Regions from separate parts of the Homo sapiens genome. Here regions 2, 3, 4 and 5 are each linked to region 1. Evidence: chromatin contacts called from ENCODE Hi-C or POLR2A ChIA-PET data. All regions are on one chromosome and are shown on one strand. The core of a region is the stretch at or near the end of the contact, and the rest is flanking DNA. Distances in the headings are between cores, read along the strand shown.

The links. A loop is a pair of places that touch in the nucleus more often than their neighbours do. ChIA-PET counts read pairs that join two places held with the same protein, here RNA polymerase II (POLR2A). Pooled maps may share reads with other maps.
Region 2: a map with no recorded cell type shows a loop between it and region 1 (9-fold over the local background). The contact joins the promoter of TMEM9B here to the promoter of ZBED5-AS1 in region 1. A Hi-C loop is called at or near these places in 2 of 37 single-sample maps with no recorded cell type and 8 of 50 pooled maps. POLR2A ChIA-PET finds 5 or more read pairs at or near these places in 1 of 52 experiments (CD4-positive, alpha-beta T cell).
Region 3: a loop to region 1 is called in a pooled map, with 4 times the contacts of the local background. The contact joins the enhancer-like site here to the promoter of ZBED5-AS1 in region 1. A Hi-C loop is called at or near these places in 7 of 50 pooled maps. POLR2A ChIA-PET finds 5 or more read pairs at or near these places in 2 of 52 experiments (Caco-2 and MCF 10A).
Region 4: a map of CD4-positive, alpha-beta T cell shows a loop between it and region 1 (8-fold over the local background). The contact joins the promoter of ZNF143-AS1 here to the promoter of ZBED5-AS1 in region 1. A Hi-C loop is called at or near these places in 4 of 168 maps with a recorded cell type or tissue (CD4-positive, alpha-beta T cell, CD4-positive, alpha-beta memory T cell, CD8-positive, alpha-beta T cell and 1 more), 2 of 37 single-sample maps with no recorded cell type and 13 of 50 pooled maps. POLR2A ChIA-PET finds 5 or more read pairs at or near these places in 3 of 52 experiments (CD4-positive, alpha-beta memory T cell, CD8-positive, alpha-beta T cell and activated B cell).
Region 5: a loop to region 1 is called in a map of B cell, with 10 times the contacts of the local background. The contact joins the promoter of WEE1 here to the promoter of ZBED5-AS1 in region 1. A Hi-C loop is called at or near these places in 3 of 168 maps with a recorded cell type or tissue (B cell, CD4-positive, alpha-beta memory T cell and naive thymus-derived CD4-positive, alpha-beta T cell), 2 of 37 single-sample maps with no recorded cell type and 13 of 50 pooled maps. POLR2A ChIA-PET finds 5 or more read pairs at or near these places in 3 of 52 experiments (CD8-positive, alpha-beta memory T cell, HepG2 and activated naive CD4-positive, alpha-beta T cell).

What each region holds. Positions count from the first base shown.
Region 1 is chr11:10,856,885-10,859,584 of GRCh38, forward strand. ZBED5-AS1 (ZBED5 antisense RNA 1) reads left to right here and starts at 1,333. Exons shown (of 3, transcript NR_034137.1): 1 at 1,333-1,482. ZBED5 (zinc finger BED-type containing 5) reads right to left here and starts at 1,169. Exons shown (of 3, transcript NM_001143667.2): 1 at 978-1,169. RefSeq lists enhancers at 835-1,214, 1,368-2,005, 1,515-1,604, 2,006-2,641.
Region 2 is chr11:8,963,141-8,965,840 of GRCh38, forward strand. It overlaps TMEM9B (TMEM9 domain family member B), which reads right to left and starts at 1,302. Exons shown (of 5, transcript NM_020644.3): 1 at 1,069-1,302. The coding sequence starts at 1,173. TMEM9B-AS1 (TMEM9B antisense RNA 1) reads left to right here and starts at 1,535. Exons shown (of 5, transcript NR_073431.1): 1 at 1,535-2,008. RefSeq lists silencers at 766-955, 996-1,495.
Region 3 is chr11:9,600,183-9,602,882 of GRCh38, forward strand. No RefSeq gene overlaps it. Among named protein-coding and RNA genes, the nearest start is that of WEE1, 28 kb to the left of the region's middle. RefSeq lists enhancers at 433-512, 560-1,113, 773-942, 1,003-1,232. Within about 2 kb of position 1,394, at least 17 of the 41 ENCODE cell types and tissues checked have a DNase peak (open chromatin) inside an H3K27ac peak, as active enhancers do.
Region 4 is chr11:9,459,248-9,461,947 of GRCh38, forward strand. ZNF143-AS1 (ZNF143 antisense RNA 1) reads right to left here and starts at 1,451. Exons shown (of 1, transcript NR_036539.1): 1 at 309-1,451. It overlaps ZNF143 (zinc finger protein 143), which reads left to right and starts at 1,765. Exons shown (of 16, transcript NM_003442.6): 1 at 1,765-1,829. RefSeq lists enhancers at 134-769, 969-1,048, 1,139-1,238, 1,299-1,378 and a silencer at 2,149-2,358.
Region 5 is chr11:9,572,301-9,575,000 of GRCh38, forward strand. WEE1 (WEE1 G2 checkpoint kinase) reads left to right here and starts at 1,370. Exons shown (of 11, transcript NM_003390.4): 1 at 1,370-2,209. The coding sequence starts at 1,634. RefSeq lists an enhancer at 596-1,448 and silencers at 1,023-1,372, 1,393-1,602, 1,893-1,992.

The DNA of each region.
Region 1 (2,700 bases), core at 83-2,582:
CCCATGTGTCTAGCCATTACTTGGGTGTTCCTGAATACTTTTAATTCCCCAACTACTAAAAAATCTCGTTACTAGGAGTTGGGTTATGCAGCGAAACGGATGAACAATGGATTATAACTGCCAGAAAGTCGAGGGTCTCATACTAGCAACAGCATAAAGCCCTGCTTCTTATTGGGAGCAAAAAAGCAGATTCTCCTTCCACAGTCTCCTTTTGGATTTTGCAACGGAGAACTCTGTGGAGCTGCTGGTTCACGTAAAAGATCAGGATCCCTCTCGTTGCCAGAGGACACAGAAGAGTAGGAAGCTTTTGTTTTCAGAAAGAAGGTCCTCAACCCCACCTCTTCGAAGGTGTTTCCCCGAATTTCTCGAGGACAAAGAATCTGGACTCCTTTGAGAGTAAAGTTTCCTTTCCACTCCCTGAAGAGCGGGGAAAACTTCCGTCTTTAGTCTCCTTCCGGTTAAACTGACAAGTATCACAATCCTTTCTCCCCTATCTTCGGGCGGTTCCGGCTGGGAACAATACCCTCAGGGTCAGGAGGACAGGATCTGAGTGCAGGCCAGCCAAAAAGGTGGGAACAGATGCTCCTTCCAACACCTAAATGCTTTTTTAAACGGTCACCTGGATGTGCAGCCAGGGCCAACTATCCCTCAGCTCCTCCCTGTCACAGGTGCGCGCTGCCCACAGATTGCCACGACTGGGGGGCTCCCTACCAGTCGCAGCCCACCCTCGCCTCAGGTCTTCTCTCGCGTCCCCGGGCGGCCGCCTGCGCTAACGACCACATGAAAACGTCTCAGCACCCAACACCATCTCTCTATTTCATCTCCATCAGCGATGGAGAGAACGGATTTTGCCGCGGCTGGGCTGCACAGCAGCGCCGCGGTCCACAGCAGAGCCCGCGACCGCCATCTTAGGCAGTTCCAGGAAGCGGCCATTTCAGAGCGCACCGCTTAGCCGCGGCGGCGGCTCTGCTTCTCACCTTCACCGAGGCCTGAACAGGGTCAACAGCCAGTCGTCGTGGACTGGAGGGGGAGGGGAGAGAGGGAGGGGAATGAAAAACAAAACAGAGAGGAAAGAAGGATTCGGGGACAGGGTGATGCTCTCAGCTCAGGGATATCGCCTAGGCCATCTCCATAGAGATCCGATTCGCGGCTGGCGCGGTCGCCGGTCTGAAGATAAATTTAGCACTCTAGAGCACCCGAACCCTACAATCTTCACGAGCGACTCTGCCGCCGCCCAATCAGCGCCAGATTTGCGTCCCGCCACCAATCCGCGCTGAGCAGCGGGGCGGGACCAAAGGAAAGGACCAAGCTCGGTTGAGGCGCGGCCCAGCCGCAGCCGCAGTCACAGCCTCAGCCGCAGCGGCCGTGCTACCTAGGTGATAGCGGAGCGGCTGGGTAGGAAGCAATTGTTCTCAAACTTCACTAGCCCCGTCGGCGCGGACGCTTGTCGAGAATGCAGATTCCTGGGTACTGCCAGATACGGTTGGTGATCTTGTAGGGCTGGAGTGGAAGCCATGAATCTGCATTTTCATCATTTCTGGCCCTCTGCCCGGGCTGGGGTGATTCACGGGGATTCGTAGTGGCCCCAAAGGAGCACGCAGAACCTCGGCTGCTGTGCATTTATCACCTCTTTTGTTCCCGGAGGCCGCACCCCAGGTCCAGTTTACACAGCTGCCAACTCCTTTTCTTGGTTCCCACTGGAATCTAGGAAGAAAACTCGCCCTTTACTTCTCCGCCCCACACCCGACGACGGAGTGTCTAGAGGTCTGGTCGGCCTTGGCTGTGCGGAGGGCTAGGCCTGACGAGCGGGCGCTGATGCGGCGCAGACCCCGCCGGACCTCTTGGTCGGCCCGGGGTAGGCTGGGGAGCCGCGGGAACAGGACTGGATAGGGAAAGCGGCACCGCAGCGTCCACGGGCAAGCTGAAAGTCCGCTTGATGTCTTTGCATCACAGTGGCGCCCTCCCCGCAGGAACGCCCGGCCGCCTGCACCGAACGTTTGCCTGCAGGGAACGGCCAACCCGCCCTGAAATACTCTTTTTGTGGGCTGCAGCTTTCGGGTATTTTAAGCCATGGTTCTGTGCCCTTCCTTGTTTTCAAAAACACCACAGCCAAAGGCTGCGGGTTGTGTGCTTTCATTTTGTGTTAAGTTCTGTGGTGGAGACCTGGAGTCTGTTTTTCCAAATAGGCACCTTGAAATAGATACGCTTCTTAAGCGGGGAAAGTACGAGTAGGTCCTATTATTTGCAATGTTTTAGCCTTTCCAGACTCCGTACAAATGACTAAATGAAGATTGGATCGTATTTTCAGGCACTGCACCAATGATAGAAAATTCTCAACTTGGGGTCAAAAGCAAGGGCAGCTTTCGTTTTTCTTAAATATGCTTCTGATCAAATATCTAAAGTGTTGAAAGAAACCTAACCCTTAATAGCACAATTTACAGGAGTGCATAATTTCCTAGGACTGACATTTAGTTCCAAATGTTTTAAAGTCAATTACAACATCATCTCACCCTATAGTAAGCTGTCCATATATTCTCATTATTATTTTTAAATTATTTCTATTAAATCAGCTTCATTTGAACTTTAACCATAAATGCATAAATCGTTTTTGGGAAGGGGGTACAGTCGCGCTTGAAGAGCAAGGGATTTTGTCATTGCGGGAGTTGTCTGGCTTCAGAATAATATTGGAATAATATATTT
Region 2 (2,700 bases), core at 52-2,551, 1.9 Mb before region 1:
ATACATAAAGTTATGAGGCAAGATATGCAGAGGGTGCCAGCAATGTTTTCAAAGTCAGGAGACGTGCTGCTGTCCCTGTTTCTGGTAGGAGGTAGAGATGGTTTCAAAAAGAATCTCTGAATCAAAAACATTTGCCTGCCTGTAACCTTTCCCCACTCCTACATTTAAAGATATTATAAATTAAAGCTCTTATTTTTAAAAACGCAATGTCATTCTGTTTTCCCATCATACTAATGTGAATCCCTTCTGTTCTCCCCCAATGATGAGCTAGCTCATCAAAGAGGAAGCACAGGTATGCATGGAGCTAGGGCAGGTCTGGAGAGCTGGGGCACCAGAGAACAGTATGAGGGAACTAGAAGGTCAAGAAATCGAACCAGGGAGGCCACAACCTCACCTCTCTTGCAGTTTGGTTCTTCCCTTACCCACTAAATTATCAGGAAGAGAGAAAGCAAGAAAGGCACCAAGGGACTCGTGGAGGGAGTTAGGTGAGAATATGAAGCAGGTGAGAGATGCTCCGTAGGCCCTATTGGGAGGGAAGTAGGCCAGGAGGGGCAAGTTCCCACCACAGGAAGGGAAGTGTTCAGGGGTGAGCTGAGCTGAGTCGGCCCTTGACAGGGAAGGCTCTGTCAGATGGGGGCTTCCTATCATTCTGGCTTGGGGCATGCGGGGCCTGTGAGGCTGGCGGAGGGCGCAGGTGGGCTGTCAAGAGCTTAGGGTGGAAAGTTAAAGGCTCTCGGAGGTGAAAAGGTTGTCAAGTGTAAGATGCGTGCAGCCGGGGCTGGGAAGGGAAATGTTAAGGCGGTGGGGGGCTGCTGTCCGGACTGTGGGCACTGTCGGGGCTGGGGACGACCGTGGGGCGCTGCCTGCCAGGCTGTCGGGGCTGAGGGCGAGAGTGCCGCCGGGCAGTCGGGAGGGGCGGGGCTGGTGGCGGCGGGGGTCTGCCGGAGCTGTGAGGCCAGGCGTATGGCTGTCAGGAATGGGCCAAGGAGCAGGTTGGCAGACCCAGTTTCCGCAAGGCCGGTGGTAGGGGAGGAGCTTCCGTCAGGAGCGAGGCTGGGCGGGACTCACCTTGGCGGCGTCTGACAGCTGCGCCAGCAGCAGCACGGAAAGCGCCAGGCACGACAGGCTGAGCAAGGAGCCAAGCCGAAGAAGGCCTCCCCACAGGGTCGCCATCGCTGGGGGCCCAGCGGTCCCACAGCCCGGAGCCCCCGCGACCGGCTCCCGGCTCGGGCTCAGGCTCAGGCTCAGGCTCAGGCACAGGCTTGGGACCCGGCTGGGGATCCTCCGCCCGCACTTCCGTCTGGACGCGAAGGCGTCACCGGGCGCGCCGGGTCAGATGCAAAAAGCATCCGCCCCGGAACCGGTTACCAGTGCGAAGGGCCGGGAGGCTGGGCAGTCCTGGTGCCCGCCTTGGCCTAGCCCCGGCCCCGGGACGGAAGGGGGCCTCTGGGGTGGCAGCCTGGGCCCAGTAGAGCTTTGCATCTCTTGGATATCTTTCCCGGGCGCAGAAGCTGCGGGGCTTAGGGAGTCGCCATTGCGCTGGAAAGTCCTCCCGCCCACGGAGACCCCAGCAAACTCCGAGTGTCACACAGTCGCCTCTGGCGACCCGTGCGGGCCGGAGCCGTTCGCGCACAGGCAGGGCGGGTGCTGAGCGTGGAAACGGGGCTGGAATTGGCCGAGCCATGCCTTTCCGGGATGCCCACCGCCAGTCAAAGGGTTGGGGGTGGTCTCTGCACCTTAAGTACTAACCTGCCGCCCACGCGCCTCCTGACCACAGCACCCCGTCGGCTTTCTAATTCTGTGAGCTGCCCTCGTGGGCGTGGCCTCCCTGTGGAGCTCCCCATGTGCCTCCCCTTGGTCCAGCCTGCAGCTAGGAAGTGGGTCACAGCGACGGGGCTGGGCTGGGCCAGGCCAGGCTCCGGGAGATGTGGAATTGGCGAAACAACTGCCCCAGTAGTATCCTCCGCCTAGGACTCCAAGAGGTGGCGAATTGGGGCACTACGCCCGGGTAAGGCAGTGCCTGTTCAGGGCTGCCGACCTGTCTCCCCAGGGCTGTCATTCTCAGCAAGTACTTTAGGAGTGCCTTAGATCGGCACATTCTCCCATTGAAATATTTTTGTTAGTGGAGACAAGGGAGGTAATGGCAAGGACACGGATCATCACAGCCCCTAGGGATTTGTTGAATGACCTTTGGCAAATCACTTCCCTTCTCTGGGCCTGTAGTTCTTGGCTGAATATGAGGGAATGGATTTCAAATTATGCTCCATGTAATACCCGTGTTTTTACCTCTGTAAACAGATTTTTTTGTTTTTTTTGAGACGGAGTCTCGTTCTGTCCCCCGGGCTGGAGTGCAGTGGCGCGATCTCGGCTCACTGCAACCTCCGCCTCCCGGGTTGACGCCATTCTCCTGCCTCAGCCTCCCTAGTAGGTGGGACTACAGGCGCCCGCCACCACGCCGCCCGGCTAATTTTTTTTTTCTTTTTCTTTTTCTTTTTTTTTTTTTGTATTTTTAGTACAGACAGGGTCTCACTGTGTTAGCCAGGATGGTCTCGATCTCCTGACCTTGTGATCCGCCCGCCTCGGCCTCCCAAATTGCTGGGATTATAGGCGTGAGCCACCGCGCCCGGCCCCAACAGATTTTTAAAGATGGTCTTTTCCCAATTTGTGGAAATGTTTTAACAGAATGCTCTCAATATTTTT
Region 3 (2,700 bases), core at 144-2,643, 1.3 Mb before region 1:
TACAGGCTTCTGTCACCATGCTTAGCTAATTTTTGTTTGTTTGTAGAAACGGGATTGTTGTCTAGGCTGGTCTCAAAGTCCTGAGCTCAAGCCATCTGCCCACCTTGGCCTCCCAAAGTGCTGGGATTGCAGGTGTGAGCCACCATGTGCAGCAACATTTACTTTAAGGACTTGCACTGTGCTAGTCCTTGCACCCTCATGTCTCCTGCGCCATCCTCCTGCTCCCAGTGTTCTGGTGCTGTCTCCTCTGTGCCCAGGCCTCTGTGCCTGAGACTTGGGCAATGTCAACCCCAGGTCCCCTTCTTTCTCCTGGTACCTGAATGCTGAGCAGTTACTAGCTAGTGCTAGACACAGATACAAATACAAACAAGATAATCCTTCTTCCTTCTCCATTGTACACAGTGTAGTGGAGGTATTAGGCAGAAACAACTAACCATATACAATAAAATAATGTCCTTTTGTGGCAAGCATAGGTCACTATGGGGACCAAATGGTAAGCAATGAATCCACGGGATAAAGAGCTGGGTATTGCTGTTCGCAGGAGAGGCGACACCTCATCTAGGGCTTGAAAGATGGATAAGAGTTTGCTAAGTGGATGAGGCAGAAGGGTTTCCTAGGTAGCGGGATCCATCATCATGAACAAGGCCCAGAGGAATGCAGCTGTGCAGGTTATTAGGGTGGCAAGAGCATAGTGTGTTTCACTGCCAGTGAAGCCAGTTTCACTGCCAGATTCATGTTTTCCATTGCTGGGTTTCAATTCTGCAATAAGCAAACTTCTGAAAAATATGAATTTCTGTTTATTCTTGTTCAGACCAAAGCTGAAAATATTGATGAATGAGCAAATGAAAGGAATGTATATAAGAGAGCTTAGGCTTTTTCCATCAAGGAATGAGTCACAACAACCCTGGGAAGAAAAGAAGAGAAGGACTTGTGTCACCATTGCAATGCTGTCCTCTTCGGAGCCCCATCTTCTTCTGGCAAGGGCCCAGAGCAGCTGCTCTTGCTGCAACACCAGCTCTGCCGTCTGCTCCTTCAGCAGGCTTGATCTAGGCACTGTCCCTCATGTCCCCTGCACCATCCCCCTGTCTCCAGTGTTCCTGGTGCTGCCTCCTCTGTGCCCAGGCCCTTGTGCCTGAGTCTTGAGCATTACCACCCACAGGTCCCCTTGGGTCCCTTCCTATCTCTTGGTTCCCGAATGCTGAGTGGCCCCAGCAGAGACAGAGCTGGAGGCTGGTGGTGGAGGGCAGAGCTGTACTTCGGAGCTGAGCATTTCTTCCCCTTTGGCAGAGCAGCTGCTTCTCTATCTTTCTTACTCTTTGGTGTCCAGACAGCACCAGGAAGAATCTAGCTCCCTCCCCGACAGGAAGTAGTATGCATATTTCCTGCTGAGCCCCAAGAGTGTTGCTGGTGTGAGGTTGACTGGAGGACTTTCCCACAGGCTGGGTTTGCGGTTTAATGTGAAAGCTGAAACTAGAGGAGGAGATGCTAACCAAAGTGGCCAGAAGGTGAATAAGAGCTCAAACCTTAGGGAGCAGCAAGGGCCAGTGCAGATGTCAAATTCAATTGCAAGCCAGAGGCAGAAGGCTTGGATCCCGGCTTGCACCTGGAGTGAGTGGGAAGGGCCTGGGACAATCACTGCCCACTCTCAGCTGCCCACTTGTCAGTTGCATGCAGTTGGTCTGTCACACAGGCTCATGCATGACCACATACACACACGCACACACACACACACACACACACACATTGGCTCACACATCTAGGGGGGCAGAAAATACCCTCACCCGGGGAGGGACCCAGACCCACGTGGGGAGTCTGCAACACAAATGCCCCTTCCCCTCACCTATTCTTCTGCACTAGGTTTTTTTGTTTGTTTGCTTGTTTTTTGGTTTTTGGTTTTTTTTTTTTTTTTTTGAGACAGGGTTCTACTCTGGTCACCCAGGCTGGAGTGCAGTGGTGCGGTCCTGACTCACTGCAACCTCTGCCTCCTGGGTTCAAGCGATTCTCCTGCCTCAGCCTCCTGAATAGCTGGGATTACCGGAGTTACTGTGCCCGGCTAATTTTAGTATTTTTGTAGAGATGAGGTTTTGCCATAGTGGCCAGGCTGATCTTGAACTCCTGGGCTCAAGAGATCCGCCTGCCTTGGCCTCCCAAAGTGCTGGGATTACAGGCGTGAGCCACCACTCCCGGCTGCACCAGATCTTAGAAGGAAACCCTTCCTCAACCTCCAGTCTTCTTACGGAGCACGTGCAGATTTACATCTGTAGATGTTTCCCTTCCAGAAGACTTCAAGGCTCTCCCTTTGGGCATAATAAGAAAAGAGATCAACTCAGAGGGAGCAAACACAGAGGGAGGGTTTGGGTAGACACTTTTGCAAGCAGCCTGGGAGAGGGGCTGAGGCCTTGGAAGCCAGGAGACAGAGGACAGCCCAGGGGCCTGAGGGACTGACAGAGCAAGGAGAGAGGTCTCAGCCATGTTCTTACGTGTTTTGGCACATGACCTCATTATCATGGGCAACGTACTAAGGCTATTTGACTGTGTTGTGGGAAAGAATTGAAAAACACTTAGCGGCTGGGCATGATGGCTCACCCCTGTAATCCCAGCACTTTGGGAGGCCAAGGCAGGGAGATGGCTTGAGTGTAGGAGTTTGAGACCAGCCTGGGAAACATGGCGAAACCCCATTTCTACTAAAAATACAGAAAT
Region 4 (2,700 bases), core at 201-2,700, 1.4 Mb before region 1:
GTGGCTCACGCCTGTAATCCCAGTACTTTGGTAGGCTGAGGTGGGCGGATTACGCGGTCAGGAGTTTCAGACCAGCCTGGCCAACATGGTGAAACCCCGTCTCTACTAAAAACAGAAAAATTAGCCGGGCGTGATGGTGGGCGCCTGTAGTCCCAGCTACTCAGGAGGTTGAGGCAGGAGAAATCGCTTGAACCTGGGAGGCGGAGGTTGCAGTGAGCTGAGATCGTGCCACTGCATTGCAGTCTGGGCTACAGGGCGAGACTCCGTCTCAAAAAACAAACAAACAAACAAAAAACAGTAATCCGAACTGATTTAAACTTCTTTATTAACAGAATATATGTTCAAACAAAGCTTAAAGTCCCATTTTCTTTCCATTGGCGTCTAGGCCCCTATTACTCAACTATCCGTTGGTTAGGGCCTGCACCTCAAGGTAGGCTTAATTGTAAATCAAAATATTTACTATCCACACTTAGAGGGCTATCTGTAACATCGTTTTTATTTATCCCCGTCCATTCGATAATCGTCTGAAATGCAAGACATTAAGTTGAACATCATCCAGCTTTCTCCCTGTTTTTCTAAGCGCGATCCAAATCTGTTACAACAGGGTAGTCTCTCATTCTCTTGGTAGCTCAATTCTACCCCCTGGCCGACTTAAGAAATTTTGAGTCTAATACACCCACCTCATCTTTAGTCGGCCTGGTGCGCCAACGCAAATTTGTACTGAGTACCTTCGGAACTGACTAGTAAGTATATCCAAAGGTTTAGAAAGGGCTGGGTTAAGAGCTACAAGAAGCATTAACCGCAACGGCCACAACTAATTTGTATCCATTCTTAGTAACTTTAGGGAACCAGACTGAATGCTTCTCCCACCCTTTTGACTTTCCTTTATTAGTTCGCAACACAAGAACATACAAAAGACCGTAGCGACAACCATTTCTGACGCCTTCAACTTTTAAATCCAAATTACGTGAAACCACAAAGCATCAGTGGTGTCTCCCCGAGGAATCCAAGACCCCCCGGCCGGTTGCCAAGCCGCCGGAATTTCAGCAGGAGAGGAAGGCTCACCCTCCCACCGCATGGCGATGCCCGGGAGACTGGAGAAGCTCAGGCAGGCTTGGAAGCCAATCCCCGGCATACAGCAGCTCTCGGGAATGCAGAGCCCTAGAGCAAGACCAAGGGCCTCGGCCGACACTGAGAGCCTCCAGGGAGAGGTCAGGTCTCTCTTTCTGTCCTATTTCTCCCTTCGACTTCCCTCCCAGCAGGCTGCTATTGAGCATTCAGCAATCGCCAGACAAAGCCCTTCTGGTCTGCAGAACGCACTCCGGCAAGCCCACCGGGAGAACCAAAGCCGCCTCCTCGCCCCTGTGGGGAAAATGGCGCTCGTCACCCCGGCTCCCTCCCGGGTAATCACAAGGACCAGCCTCCCTCCCTCGCTACAAAATGGCGCCTCCCGCTGGGGCCCCAGAATCGGTATGACTCGCTAGTCAGTGAGGCGGGGTCCGTCTGGGATAAGCGGTTATGTCAACCAGTCAGACACAGGAGCTTTGATTCTGCACTTTGCGCGAGCCACTCAGGGGCGGGCTGTAAAGTCAGGCTTGGCTGACGTCAGTTGAGTGGGCGCGGCTAGGGCGGTTTTCTTTCGCGTCGACCAAACGTGGGCCAATGGAAAACCGGAAGCGTCCTGTGAGTGATGTAATGACAGCCCAATGGAAGCTGGGGGCGGGCCTCAGACACACTATGCGGGTTGCGGGGCCTGGGGGCCGGACGGCTGTTTCCTGTCCTGGTGCATGGTGGTCGGACGAAGGAATTGTTGGAAAATTTTCTCGGAGGTTCGTATATAAATGTGTTTTTACCCAGTGTGCATTATTCTCCGCCTGGCCGCCGCCCTCAGCGCGGCGGCGCGGGCCCGCTTGGGCCCGGGCTCCGGCTCCCGCTGCTCAGCCTCCGCCGCAGGCCTTGCCGATTTTATGGGCCGGCCGCGGTAGCGGCGTCTGGGCAGAAGCGGAGTTTATTAATAACCCGCGGCCGCCACTCTAGGCGGCGGAGCTTTTTTCGTTGAGGACTCAACTCCCCCCAGCTTGTCTCTGAGCGATGCGCCCCGCCTGTTTCCCTCAGGGGACCGCCAAGGGGAGGGAGTGAAAGAGGGGAGGGTGGAGCCCTCGGGAGCCTTGGCCGCGTTTCTCGGCCTGACCTCCGCGCAGAGCGAGTCCCCAGGCGCCGCCGAGGCAGAGTTCCGCCGCCTGGGACGCCGGGCCCACGGGCCACACCAGGCCGCAGCGGGGGCGCCGGGGACAGGGCTGGCCCAGGCCCTCCCAGGACCTGCCGGTCTCACCTAGCGCTTGCTTCCCATGCGTATCGTGGGCAGATTGTTTCCCCCTCACCCTTTCTTCTATTAAAAAAAAAAAAAGGTTACTGAGGTCTAACATCGGATATTAGAAATTTACAATTTTATCCTCCCTTTTCTCCAGTTTTGGCCAAAAGAGTGAACAAATTCTTATAAGTCTCTTTGAAACGTATTATTGTGGAACGCGAACTAGTTTTTATTCCTTCCCCTTTTGCTTTGGACATTTGTTTTTTCCACATAATAACGAAGTTAAAAAGAGGAAAGAAGAATACCATTGCCAGCCCATTATTTGTTTAAAATCAGCGTCAGCCTTTGCTTTGGAAGTGTCTAAATCAGCTGATATAATCAAGTGAGAA
Region 5 (2,700 bases), core at 120-2,619, 1.3 Mb before region 1:
CTCCGTGTCGAAAAAAACCAAACCAAACAAAAAACATGGAGAAGGAAGCATATACACCACGGGGTTGTTTACAACAGAAAACTGGAAGAGGCCGGGAGCGGTGGTTCACGTCTGTAATTCCAGCACTTTGAGAGGCCGAGGCGGGCGGATCACTTGAGATCAGGAGTTGGAGACCAGCCTGGCCAACATTGGGAAGTTCGTCTCTACTAAAAATACAAAAATTAGCCAGGTGTGGTGGCAGCCGCCTGTAATCCCAGCTACTCGGGTGGCTGAGGCATGAGAATCGCTTGAACTCTAAAGGCGGAGGTTGCAGGTTGTAGTGAGCCGAGATCGTGCCACTGCACTCCAGCCTGGGTGACAGAGCAAGACCCCGTCTCAGAAAAAAAAAAAAAAATAAATAAACAAAGAAAGAAAAAAGAAAACTGGAAGAAACGTGTAAGTGCATTAAGGGACAGATTAAATCAGTTTAACGAAGCACTAGGGAAATTTTTTAAAATTGCGTTTGAGTTTGCCGCGAGCCGGGCCAATCGGTTTTGCCAACGCATGCCCACGTGCTGGCGAACAAATGTAAACACGGAGATCGTGTGCCGGGCACTTGGTTTCGTGGTGGGCAACTGTGCTGCTGTTTCTTTTGGCCGCGGACAAGGTCGGCAGAGGTGGACCCCTGCTTGGGAGAGCTCTTCTCGCTGTGCTGACACCCGCCCCTAACAGTCACCCACCCCGGGGAAATAATGGGGCTCGGAGGCCTCCTCCCAGCCAGTGTCCAGCCTAAGCACATCGGCTCCCGCAGTTCAGAAAGGTCCCGAGGCCCGAGTCACCATTTCCGGCTCAGACCTCGACCCTGAACGTGGCTGCCCACTGCCACGCCCACTACGCCCCAGTGGCTCGCCCCAGGGGACGAGGGGCAAGAAGCGGCCTCCGAGGGCAGCGGCCGAAGGCCATTCGGTCCCTGGCTCTTCCCAGCTCGCAGAGACCCGGAGGCGCTGCCCGGCCGCCTGCCCCTCTTCAGATCCCCCAGCACCGGAGGAGCAGCGAGGGGGGTGCGTCCAGGCCGGCTTTCGGGTCGGCTTAGGCGAATCCAGCTCTCTTTTGCCCCTCCCAGAAGGCCCAGCCCCGTCCGGGCGGTGTTCGGGCGGCGCCGGGCCGGGCCCCCCGCCGCCCCAGGCTCGCTCATAGGCCCGGAACACCACAGCCCGCCCAGACTTGGCTGGCGCCGAGCCGGGGGTGGAGCCAGCGGGTTCCCGCCAAAATCGCGTAGCTGGTCCTTCCCCCGCGGGCTACGTCGCGCCCTCCTTTTTTTTTCAAACCCGGAGCTGCACTGGGATTGGTGGACTGGGCACTCACGTGGTTAACGGTCGCGGGAAGCCGCGGAGCCCGAACCTGAGACTGGACCTGAGGAGACCTCAGCCTCGGTGCTCGGGCCGCCCCGCCTCTGCCGGAAAGTCCGCGCCGCCGCTGCCGCCACCGTCCGCAGCCCGAGCGCCCCGGAGCCGCAGGCCGCCGCCGCGCAGAGACGCCGCGGCTGCGACTAGGCGCGCCCAGCCGCACGTGGCGGACCCGCCCCCAGGCCCGCAGTGTCCTGGACCCCGCAGGCCTCCGCTCTCCTGTCCTCGGCCCCGTCCCCAGGGCCGCGATGAGCTTCCTGAGCCGACAGCAGCCGCCGCCACCCCGCCGCGCCGGGGCGGCCTGCACCTTGCGGCAGAAGCTGATCTTCTCGCCCTGCAGCGACTGTGAGGAGGAGGAAGAAGAGGAGGAGGAGGAGGGCAGCGGCCACAGCACCGGGGAGGACTCGGCCTTTCAAGAGCCCGACTCGCCGCTGCCGCCCGCGCGGAGCCCCACGGAGCCCGGGCCCGAGCGCCGCCGCTCGCCCGGGCCGGCCCCCGGCAGCCCCGGCGAGCTGGAGGAGGACCTGTTGCTGCCCGGCGCCTGCCCGGGCGCGGACGAGGCGGGCGGTGGGGCGGAGGGCGACTCGTGGGAGGAGGAGGGCTTCGGCTCCTCGTCGCCGGTCAAGTCGCCGGCGGCCCCCTACTTCCTGGGTAGCTCTTTCTCGCCGGTGCGCTGCGGCGGCCCAGGAGATGCGTCGCCGCGGGGTTGCGGGGCGCGCCGGGCGGGCGAAGGCCGCCGCTCGCCGCGGCCGGACCACCCGGGCACCCCGCCACACAAGACCTTCCGCAAGCTGCGACTCTTCGACACCCCGCACACGCCCAAGGTGAGAGCGGCGGGCGCGGGCACCCGGCGGCCGGGGCCGCGGCGCCGGAGGGGCCAGCGCCGCTGCCTGGGTTCGGTTACAGAAGCGGCCGGCCGCTCCCCCCTCGCTTTCCTGCGCCGCCCCCCAAAGTTGGCAGCCCTTGTGTTTGGCCCTGCCCCGAGGTTGTCCGTTGAGATTATGTAACTGAACAATGGGCCTCGTCTGGAACTTCATCTTACAAAGGGGCCGATCGGCCCGTCCGGGTGGCCAAGGATTTGCCGCCCGTTGAGTCCGGGCCGCCCCGAGCGTGTCAGCCCCGAGTGCGGCACCGATAACGCGGTTCGCGAGGATGCTGGAGGGTGCCGGCCCGGCCACCTGACACTCCCGAGCCATAGGATGCCTTTTAAACGCGGCGATCGGGCCTGTAATTTGGGCGGCGCGGGCAGAAGGAGTTTAAAGAAAAATAATTGTCCCGCCCTGATCGTGTCGTGTCGTGTGGCGTGGATGGGGGA